Regions from separate parts of the Homo sapiens genome. Here region 1 is linked to region 2. A link is an interaction called in ENCODE POLR2A ChIA-PET data of the cell type or tissue named here. Cell type or tissue: MCF 10A. All regions are shown on one strand. Links, peaks and the distances in the headings refer to the core of each region. The heading gives the core; the rest is flanking DNA.

Region 1 (4,399 bases), core at 303-4,302, 58 kb before region 2:
AAAAAAAAAAAAAAATTAGCCGGGTGTGGTGGCCGGCACCTGTAATCCCAGCTACTTGGGAGGCTGAGGCAGGAGAATTGCTTGAACCCGGGAGGCGGAAGTTGCGGTGAGCTGAGATCACGCCACTGCACTCCAGCCTGGGAGACAGAGAGAGACTCCGTCTCAAAAAAGCAAAAAACAAACAAACAAACAAACAAACAAAAAACAAAAAACACACAAACAAAAAAAAATGCAAAAAAAATTTACATTTGAAAGTCAGAATATATGAATAACTACAATGAAAAATATATAAATTATCCTTAATTTTTTCATCCCAAAATATCATTGTTACTATTTTTTTTCTTGGCTTATTTTTCCCCAGGGCATTACACAGTATCATTTTGTATATGTTGTTTGGTATATTGTCCTTTCACTGAGTTCGTGCCAATAAATATACCTCTATATTTATTTTTTTTCTTTTTGAGACGGGTCTCACTTTTTTTGCCCAGGCTGGAGTGCAGTGGCATGATCTTGGCTCACTGCAACCTCTGCCTCCTGAGTTCAAGCAATCCTCCTGCCTCAGCCTTCTGAGTAGCTGGGATTACAGGTGCTCACCATCACGCCTGGCTAATTTTGTATTTTTAGTAGAGATGGTCATTCACCATGTTGGCCAGGCTGGTCTCAAACTCTTAACCTCAAGTTATCTGCCCACCTCAGCCTCCCAAACTGCTAGGATTACAGGTGTGACCGATATTAATATTTCTGATGGTCACATTGAATTCCATTATGCTGATATACCACAATTGCTACAGTTGTTCATTTATATTATTTTTAACGTATCACAGGCTGCAGAAAATGTATTCCTGGCTTATCTCTACCCATATCATTAATTATTTCCATAAGATACATTCCTAATGGGATTGGATCACAACCCCATTCGGGATTATGGCGTTCCGGATTGTGTCTTTAGGGACTGTGATCAAAACCTGATCAGAGAGACCAACAGGAGGAGACTTAACGGGTGGCAGCAATATTCTATTTCTTGAATTATGTCTAGTAATACAGGTGTTTGCTTTATAATTAGTCATTATTTGTATGTTCATACACTTTTCTAGTGTAAGCTATATTTTGCAAAACTAGGTAGCTTGCATTTCTTTGGTTTCTAATGGCATTGACTATGTTTTATATACCTATTGGCCTTTCAGTTTTTCCTCTTTTGTGATTTATTTCAGCTGACTTTTTTTTTTTTTTTTTTAAGACGGAGTCTCGCTCTGTAGCCCAGGCTGGAGTGCAGTGGTGTGATCTTGGCTCAATGCAACCTCTGCCTCCTGGGTTCAAGCGATTCTCATGCCTCAGCCTCCTAAGCAGCTGGGACTACAGGCGTGCGCCACCACGCCCAGCTATTTTTAATTTTTTTTTGTATTTGTAGTAGAGACAGGGTTTCACCATGTTGCCCAGGCCACTCTAGAACTCCTGAGCTTAGGCAATCTGCCCACCTCGGCCTCCCAAAGTGCTGGGATTACAGGCATGAGCCACTGCGCCCAGCCTCAGCTGACAGTTCTTAAGAACCTGCATGTGCCAAGTACTTTATAACAGTCATGTGAGGTGATAATTGTTATCTTCATTTCACATTTGAAAAAACTGCAGGGTGAAAAGGGATTTGCCAACGGTCACACATAGCTGGTGGGACTAGAAGATGCCTAGTAATGTTTGTGCTCTTTCTCTTCTTCTATTGCTTGTTCTGTTCCTTTGGGCTGTATTTGACTATCACATACACGCACACATGTGTGCACACACACGTAAACATGAACAGGGATGAACAAGGCAGGTCCCCTCAGACACAGAAAGAGCTGGAAGCAGAGCCTGCTACTAAGGGGTGCAGGGGGAAGGCCGACAGGTGTAAAAGACAGGAAATAGACCATGGAGACCAAGGAGTATGAGCCATGAAGGACAGTTCCAGGAGAGCCCAAAAAGCCACATCGAACTGCTGAACTTGGAAGCAGTTCACACTTCCTCTCGTTGGGGTGAATATATTCTATAAAATTATCCTTGTAAGGGTTTTCATGCAACATCGAATGTCTTTTCCCACTCAGTTTCTTTCTACCTTCAGGAAGACCGGCCTGATTTCCCCTCGTATGGAATTTGGTTTTATTCTTCACCCATTCCATTAGATTCTGTCTTGGGCTGGTGTCATGGGGGGTGGGGAGGGTGGCAGAGGTTAGGACTATATGTGTCAGGAGTGGGCTGATGGTGAGAAATTTCCTGCTCTTTCGGTTTTGAAAAGTGAAATATTTCATCACCCTCTTACTACAGTGTTCCTGGCAGGCAGCGGGAGCCTCAGATGCCTTCTCTCTGCCTTGGCTTGTGCCTCTGGATTGCGTTTTGCAAACACTGCTCCTGTACAGGCTTGGGGTGGACAAGCCTGTGCGCCAGGCTCTCCTGCCCTGCTCTAGTCCTGATTACACCTGGAGGCACAGGCAGCAGGTTCCTGCCCATTTCAACACTTCGAATGAAAATTAAAATGTCGTCTCACTAGCCACTACGCTGTTAGTACCTGCAGCACTTGCCATGTATCTTTATCTTGTATCACAGAGAAACTCAAGAGACAAACAACCTTCAAAATGATCAGCCTGGCCAAAATACCTCCTCCTGCCATTCTCACCAACCTAAGTTTACCTATCAATGTACATAGGCTATAGTTAATCTGCTTAGTAGATTTTTAGATATTTATAATTAGTCTCTAATAAGATGGTTGACCAAAATATCAGAAATTTCAATTAAACTTAAAATTATTTTTGAAGGTTCATAGTCATGACGCTCTTAAACCTAGATTAAAAAAAAAAATTGGCAAATTGTTTCAAAAAAGGTTTTAAGTCACGAGGTATTAATTCTGTTACGATTTCTAGGGGAAGATGAAGAGCTTATACCTTAGTGTAAAGATGATTTGTCAGTGTAGTTATTAAGCCATTGTGTCTAAAATATCAAATGATAAGGAAAGTGTTAAGTATTAAACTATTAACAAAGAAAAGGAAGGCTAATAACGCCCAACATTTAATCGGGGCTTTATACTTATGCCTCTATGACCAAACTGGTGAAGCAAAGTTTAATAGGTCTTATGTAAACTTCTTTTTCTTAAAAGTTTACAGGATTGTTATTTCTTATAATTTATTTTAATCCCAACCACTTCTTAAATAGCAGGGTTGTAAGAAGCCCAGTGTCTCCAATAAATTTTTGTGTCCAAATAAAATCTTGTTTGGGGAAAGTATGTGCAATACATAATAACTTGTTATGGGGACAGGCTGATGAGGGCAGAAGGCCGTCAACACCCACTGGGAACACATTTGAAAGATAACCTACATTTTAAAAGAATGTGTAGTAGAGTTCTAACTTTGCCTACCATTAAGAAAAATAAAAATCAATCCTTACTCTCAAAGCAATATTTCCCTACTAGTCTTTTTCCAAGGAGTTGAATATCACTTTGCCTTTGAAATTTGAAAAGGGGGCAGGGGGGAAAGTTGTTTTTTTTTTTTTTTTTTACTCAAGGAAAAAAAGGATTAAATAAGTTATTTATAGTACACTCAACAATGGGTCTATAAAATAGATGCTGTAAGAATGACTGATGGAACTAACTCAAATATATTCAATGAGAGTAGCTTGTTAATGATTACCTGTAATATTTTAAAGAACCTAGAAAAGCACAGACAGCAGCAGATCCTATACTGGACATTTTTATTTCTGCTTCGAGCCAAAGTATCCAAGGGTACTCAGCCCCCCCACTATATTCCATATATTCACAAATGCTTCAGATTTTTGAGCCCCCCCAAAACTACCAGATCTAGACAATAAATACATTGTGAAGTTACTTGATGTTATTAATAATACTATATAAGTCCAAAACAAAGTCTTAGGCAATGAAAAGGAAAAACTTCAGTTAGTTTCTTACCATAGTGTTGCTTCTTTTTTGTTTTCTATAGATACACCAAGAGAATATGGGAAGTAAAATGTAGCCGTGTGTGCATTACCATATCAATCTTCTTACTTCTCAAATTACCCTTGTCTCATCCTCCTCCTTCCAGCATACCCTGGTGAGCTCTCATCAGCTCACCTTCGGCAGTGCTGCTCTCTCCCAGAGCCAGAGCCGGCTCTCTCCCAGAGCTGAATGACAGACACTGACTGTTGATGTGAAAAGCACATTTAATAAGGGTGTGTTTGATTCAAGAGTTGAAAGTGTTAAAGAGGTGTGCCCTTTTTTGGGTGTGACACTGAACCAAAATTGCTGAAAAGACAACAGAGGAAGTAGTAGGTAGTTTGTAGAAAGTTGCCCTGCATACATTAAATTGCATGAAAAACCTGATTATAGGATTATAGGTAGATAGGAAGTAGGTAGAGAAAGAAGGATATATGGTACCTTTGATTTTCC
Region 2 (4,399 bases), core at 226-4,225:
CTCCCTCCACCTCAGACTTCCAGCTGTGGTCAGACAGATTTGTTTGCCCTTCCCATACATACAACTTGCTTCATTATTTATATGTCTTTGCTTGGGTTTTCTATTAATGCTTTTGCCTCTCCTCTTTGTAATCTTTGGCTATCAAATTCCATCAAGTCTAATTTCAAAATTCACTTCCTCCAAGATTTCCCTGATTGTAATAAATCCTGTTTCATAAGCCCCTAAAAGTCAATTTCATGTAGCTGAAATATTACACTACAGCAAAAAGAAAAGGACATCGTTATAAATCACAGAATTGTTTCAATACTAGTTTTTAAAAAGAAAAAGAAAGCAATAAAATGGTGTGAGAAATAGTGTCTATTTTTCTCAAGTGTAGATTATTCTCTTTTTAAGAATAGGGATTATTGAGAAACATCAGTTTCATCAGAAAGAGATGGTGGGTGGAGAATTTTTCACAGGCTGTAACATGACTTTACAGAGCTTTTGTTGTTACCACATGTTGATGATTATTATTTCTAATTTCACATCAAGATTCATGGTTTTTCCCTTTCCGTCACACAAATGCATCACTAGCTTTACTTTTAGGCTTTACAGCCATCAACTGAGTGATAGTGATTAATAATGGAATGAAAGGGGAAACAAAGAATGGAAAGAAAAAAAGAAAGGGGCCGGGTGCAGTGGCTCACACCTGTAATCCCAGCACTTTGGGAGGCTGAGGCAGGTGGATCGCTTGAGATCAGGGGTTCGAGACCAGCCTGGGCAACATAGTGAAACCCTGCCTCTACCAAAAAAATACAAAAATTAGCTGGGCATGGTGGTGTGCGCCTACAGTCCCAGCTACTTGGGAGGTTGAGGCAGAAGACTTGCTTGAACCCAGGAGGTGGAGGTTGCAGTGAGCCAAGATCATGCCACTGCACTCCAGCCTGGGTGACAGAGAGAGACTCTGTCTCAAAAGAAAAAAAAAGAGAGAGAGAGAGAGAGAGAGAGAGGAAGAAAGGAAAGTGCTTCAAATAAGGTGAGGATGTGCTTTAAAGGAAGGAAAATTCTATATGTGGAAATAATGTAGCTGAGGGAGAGTAGAGGGCAGAAGAAGAGAGGCAGCACAGCAGGTGCACAGCCCTGGAAGGGGAAAGCCACCAGCCCCACGTCTTCCCTGGGCTGGGTGCTGGGACTGCCAGGCTTAACACAGGCTTCTTGTACAGCTCTTGACACAGAGAACTGAAGGATGTGCATAATGCAGGGGAGAGAAAGTAAGTGGTTTTGAACTTCGAGGTTCAACATTATGAAATACCATTTTTGTAGGTCAAAACCAGTCAAATATGGCAATTTCATATAGTTGCACCTAGTACTATTTAGTAAGTGTTCATCTAGGTTTTCCGGGAACATATATCAGTTTCTCAATTTAATCATAGGCTTTTTAGGAGCTAAGAACCATATCACCTTCTGTCTCTATAACCTGTACTCAGTGGGTATAAAACAAATGCTTTTTTTTTTTCAGTCAGGGATGATACAAAACAAGTTTTTTTCTTGTGCCACTGGTTGAGGCTTCCAGTACAGAGAGAGTTGAGTCACTAAACCACAAAGCATTCTGTCCCAAGAAAATATTTATTTTGTTTAACAATATTTTAAATTAGGGAGTGTTATCTCATCAGGTAGAATGATGAGGACTCTTGAGTCAACAATCTCTGCTCACAGGAGATTTTTATTCCTGCAGTCAAGACGAAGGTAGAAACTTTCACTTTGTGAAAATTGGGCACAATCTAACACAAAGAACCACTGTATTCATATTCTTCAGTTAAAATATCTTCATATTGTCTTTGTACCAAATTTTAAAGAATATTAACAATAATTCAAAAAGGAAACAAACTTATTTTTTATAAACTGAATAATGGTAGGACATATAAAGATGCTTCTAAAAATGAGAAATTCATAAAATTAAAAAGGAGATAATTAAATTTTATTAAAATTTTCTATTTCACACATTGTTTAAAAGGGAAGAATAAAGGCTATTGGTATTTTTCCCAGCTTTGATAGTTGCTTTTTACTGAAAAGGATCAAAATATTTTATTAGCAAAATTAATTTCCCAATCTGTCATCCGTTTTTTTCTTTAAAAGAAGAAAATCTTAGGTTTTCCTCACTTGGGAACCACTCAAAATATTTTTCTCTTTTTTTTTTTTTTTTCATTTTTTAAGTAAATTGATACCAGGTCTCACTATGTTTCCCAGGCTGGTTTCAAACTCCTGGGGTCAGGTGATCCTCCCACCTCAGCCTCCCAAAATTTTGGGATTACGGGCATGAGCCACTGCACCTGACCATATTTTTCTCTTGTTACCAAATTTAACAGTTACAATTTATGCTACTAGACTTTAAATATGAGAAAATCACATAACTGCAATTACTATTAACTCATTTATTTTTGAAAACCGAAAATATTTGACATCAAACCATTACATGAATCATTCCAATGGATTATTCATTTTGTCCTCTCACTTTCCTATCAATAGTTTATCTGTTTTACTAGTAGAAAAAGGAAGATATTGATCAACCGAAGAAATACCATGCAAAAACTTTGATTCTCTGCTTAAAATGTAAGCATGTTATGGGAAAGCAAACACATATGGATTATGGATTTACTATTTGCTTATAGACAGAGCCACACGCCTGTGACAATGCAGGAGGAGACTGGAGTGACGCAGTGGGAAGCCAACGAGAACACCAAGGATTGCCAGCAGCCATGGGAAGCTAGGAAGAGCAAGGAGGGATCCTTCCCTAGAGCCTTCAGAAGGAGCACGGTCCTGCTGAAACTTTGATTTTGGACTTCTAGCCCCCAGACTGTGAGAGAGAAAAAACTGTTAAGTGACCATGTTTACGGCAACTTGTTATAGCTACCCCAGGAAACTAATATACCACGCTACCCCAACGTGAATGTGCATTCTAAAAGACAGCTTGAGGAGAGGGCAACGTTTAACACAGAGATGAAATAACAGGTATTTCTGGCATCAGTAATAACTCAGAGGAAGAGATCTTTTTAGGGACGCTGGCCTTCAGAGTAGTTTTTAAATGAGGCTTGGCATGTGCCAGTCTCTTCCAGGGAGGTGTAGAATGGGCTGTCTCTTAGTAAAGCACTCTACTAAGCCCTGTGGAAGGAAGAAAGATAAATAAAAAGATGTACATGCCCTTTAAAGTCATCCAGGCACTCCAAAGACACCAAAAGTCCCAACATAAAAAGGTGCTGTCTCAGGAACTAAGAAACCTTGAAATAAAATCAAGAAGTACTGAGAGAGAATCTCTGAGCTAAAGAGAACTGTGTATCTCTATATCGTCCATTCCTTTAAATCCCAGCCAAGTTATACCATATCAAAGATAATTCCTGGTGGCTAAAGAATTAAATGCAGAAACATCAAATCATAAAGATTAGGAGCGTATTATGGCATATTAGAAGGGAAGGAAAACAACTTCCTACGATTAAAAGCAATGAGAGAAATAAAAAAGAAAGGCTAGGTGCAGTAGCTCATGCCTGTAATCCTAGGACTTTGGGAGGCCAAGGCAGGAGGATCAATTGAGCCCAAGAGTTCAAAACCGGCCTGGGCAACATAGCAACACCCTGTTTCTACGAAACAAACAAAAATCAGCTGAGTGTGATGGAGCTTGCCAGTAGTCCTAGCTACTCAGGAGGCTGGGGCAGGAGGATTGCTTGACCCCAGGAATTTGAGGTTACAGTGAGCAAACATTGTACCTCTGTACTCCAGCAGCCTGGGTGACAGAGTGAGATGCTATCTCTTAAAAAAAGAAGAAGAAAAAGAAAAGAAGAAGAAAAATATTGGTAGTTTTACTATGCAAAAATAAAAATTTCCATACATTAAAAAATTAAAGGCAATAACAAGCCAAGAAAATACTTTCAGCAAATATACCTGATGATTAGTTAAGAGCCATGCTAAAGAAACCATATAAATATATAAGAAAAATATTAGCAAACCCAATGAGATGAACAAGGGAAATGAAAAAAATAAAGCATTTGAAGAAATAAAGGGTTAATGAAAATATTTTCCCAACTTCAACTTCCCTATATGCAAATTAAAGTAACAATAGGATACAATTTTATTTGTTTTGTTTTTAGAGAAGTGGGTCTCTCTGTTGCCTAGGCTGGAGTGCTGTGGCTATTCATAGGTGCAATTATAGTACACTGCAGTCTCAAACGAATCTTGTGCCTCAGCCTCCCAAGTAGTTGGGACTACAGGTGTGCACCACTACACCTGGCTTGGGATACAATTTTAAAATTGATAATGTCCAATGGTTTAACATACTACTCGGGGGTGGGGGGGGTTATATTAATTGCTACAGTCTTTTAGTAAGCAATTTATTCATACTTATCAAGAGACTTAAAATGCTACTATACCT

The links. ChIA-PET counts read pairs that join two places held together with the same protein. Peaks named below come from ENCODE experiments on the same cell type or tissue, not always from the same donor. Only the 100,000 strongest peaks of a DNase experiment are listed, where the experiment ranks them.
Region 1: POLR2A ChIA-PET joins it to region 2 with 5 read pairs; 2 of 35 experiments call an interaction of 5 or more read pairs at or near these places.

The regions. Positions count from the first base shown.
Region 1 is chr6:106,494,936-106,499,334 of GRCh38, reverse strand. All of the region lies in intron 2 of CRYBG1 (crystallin beta-gamma domain containing 1), which reads right to left. The region is part of intron 2 of LOC101927405 (a long non-coding RNA gene); the gene reads left to right. Among named protein-coding and RNA genes, the nearest start is that of RTN4IP1, 130 kb to the left of the region's middle. In MCF 10A, for the core only: no CTCF peak of the experiment used is centred there; a DNase peak (open chromatin) is centred at 2,334.
Region 2 is chr6:106,436,834-106,441,232 of GRCh38, reverse strand. All of the region lies in intron 1 of CRYBG1 (crystallin beta-gamma domain containing 1), which reads right to left. Among named protein-coding and RNA genes, the nearest start is that of CRYBG1, 78 kb to the right of the region's middle. In MCF 10A, for the core only: no CTCF peak of the experiment used is centred there; no DNase peak of the experiment used is centred there.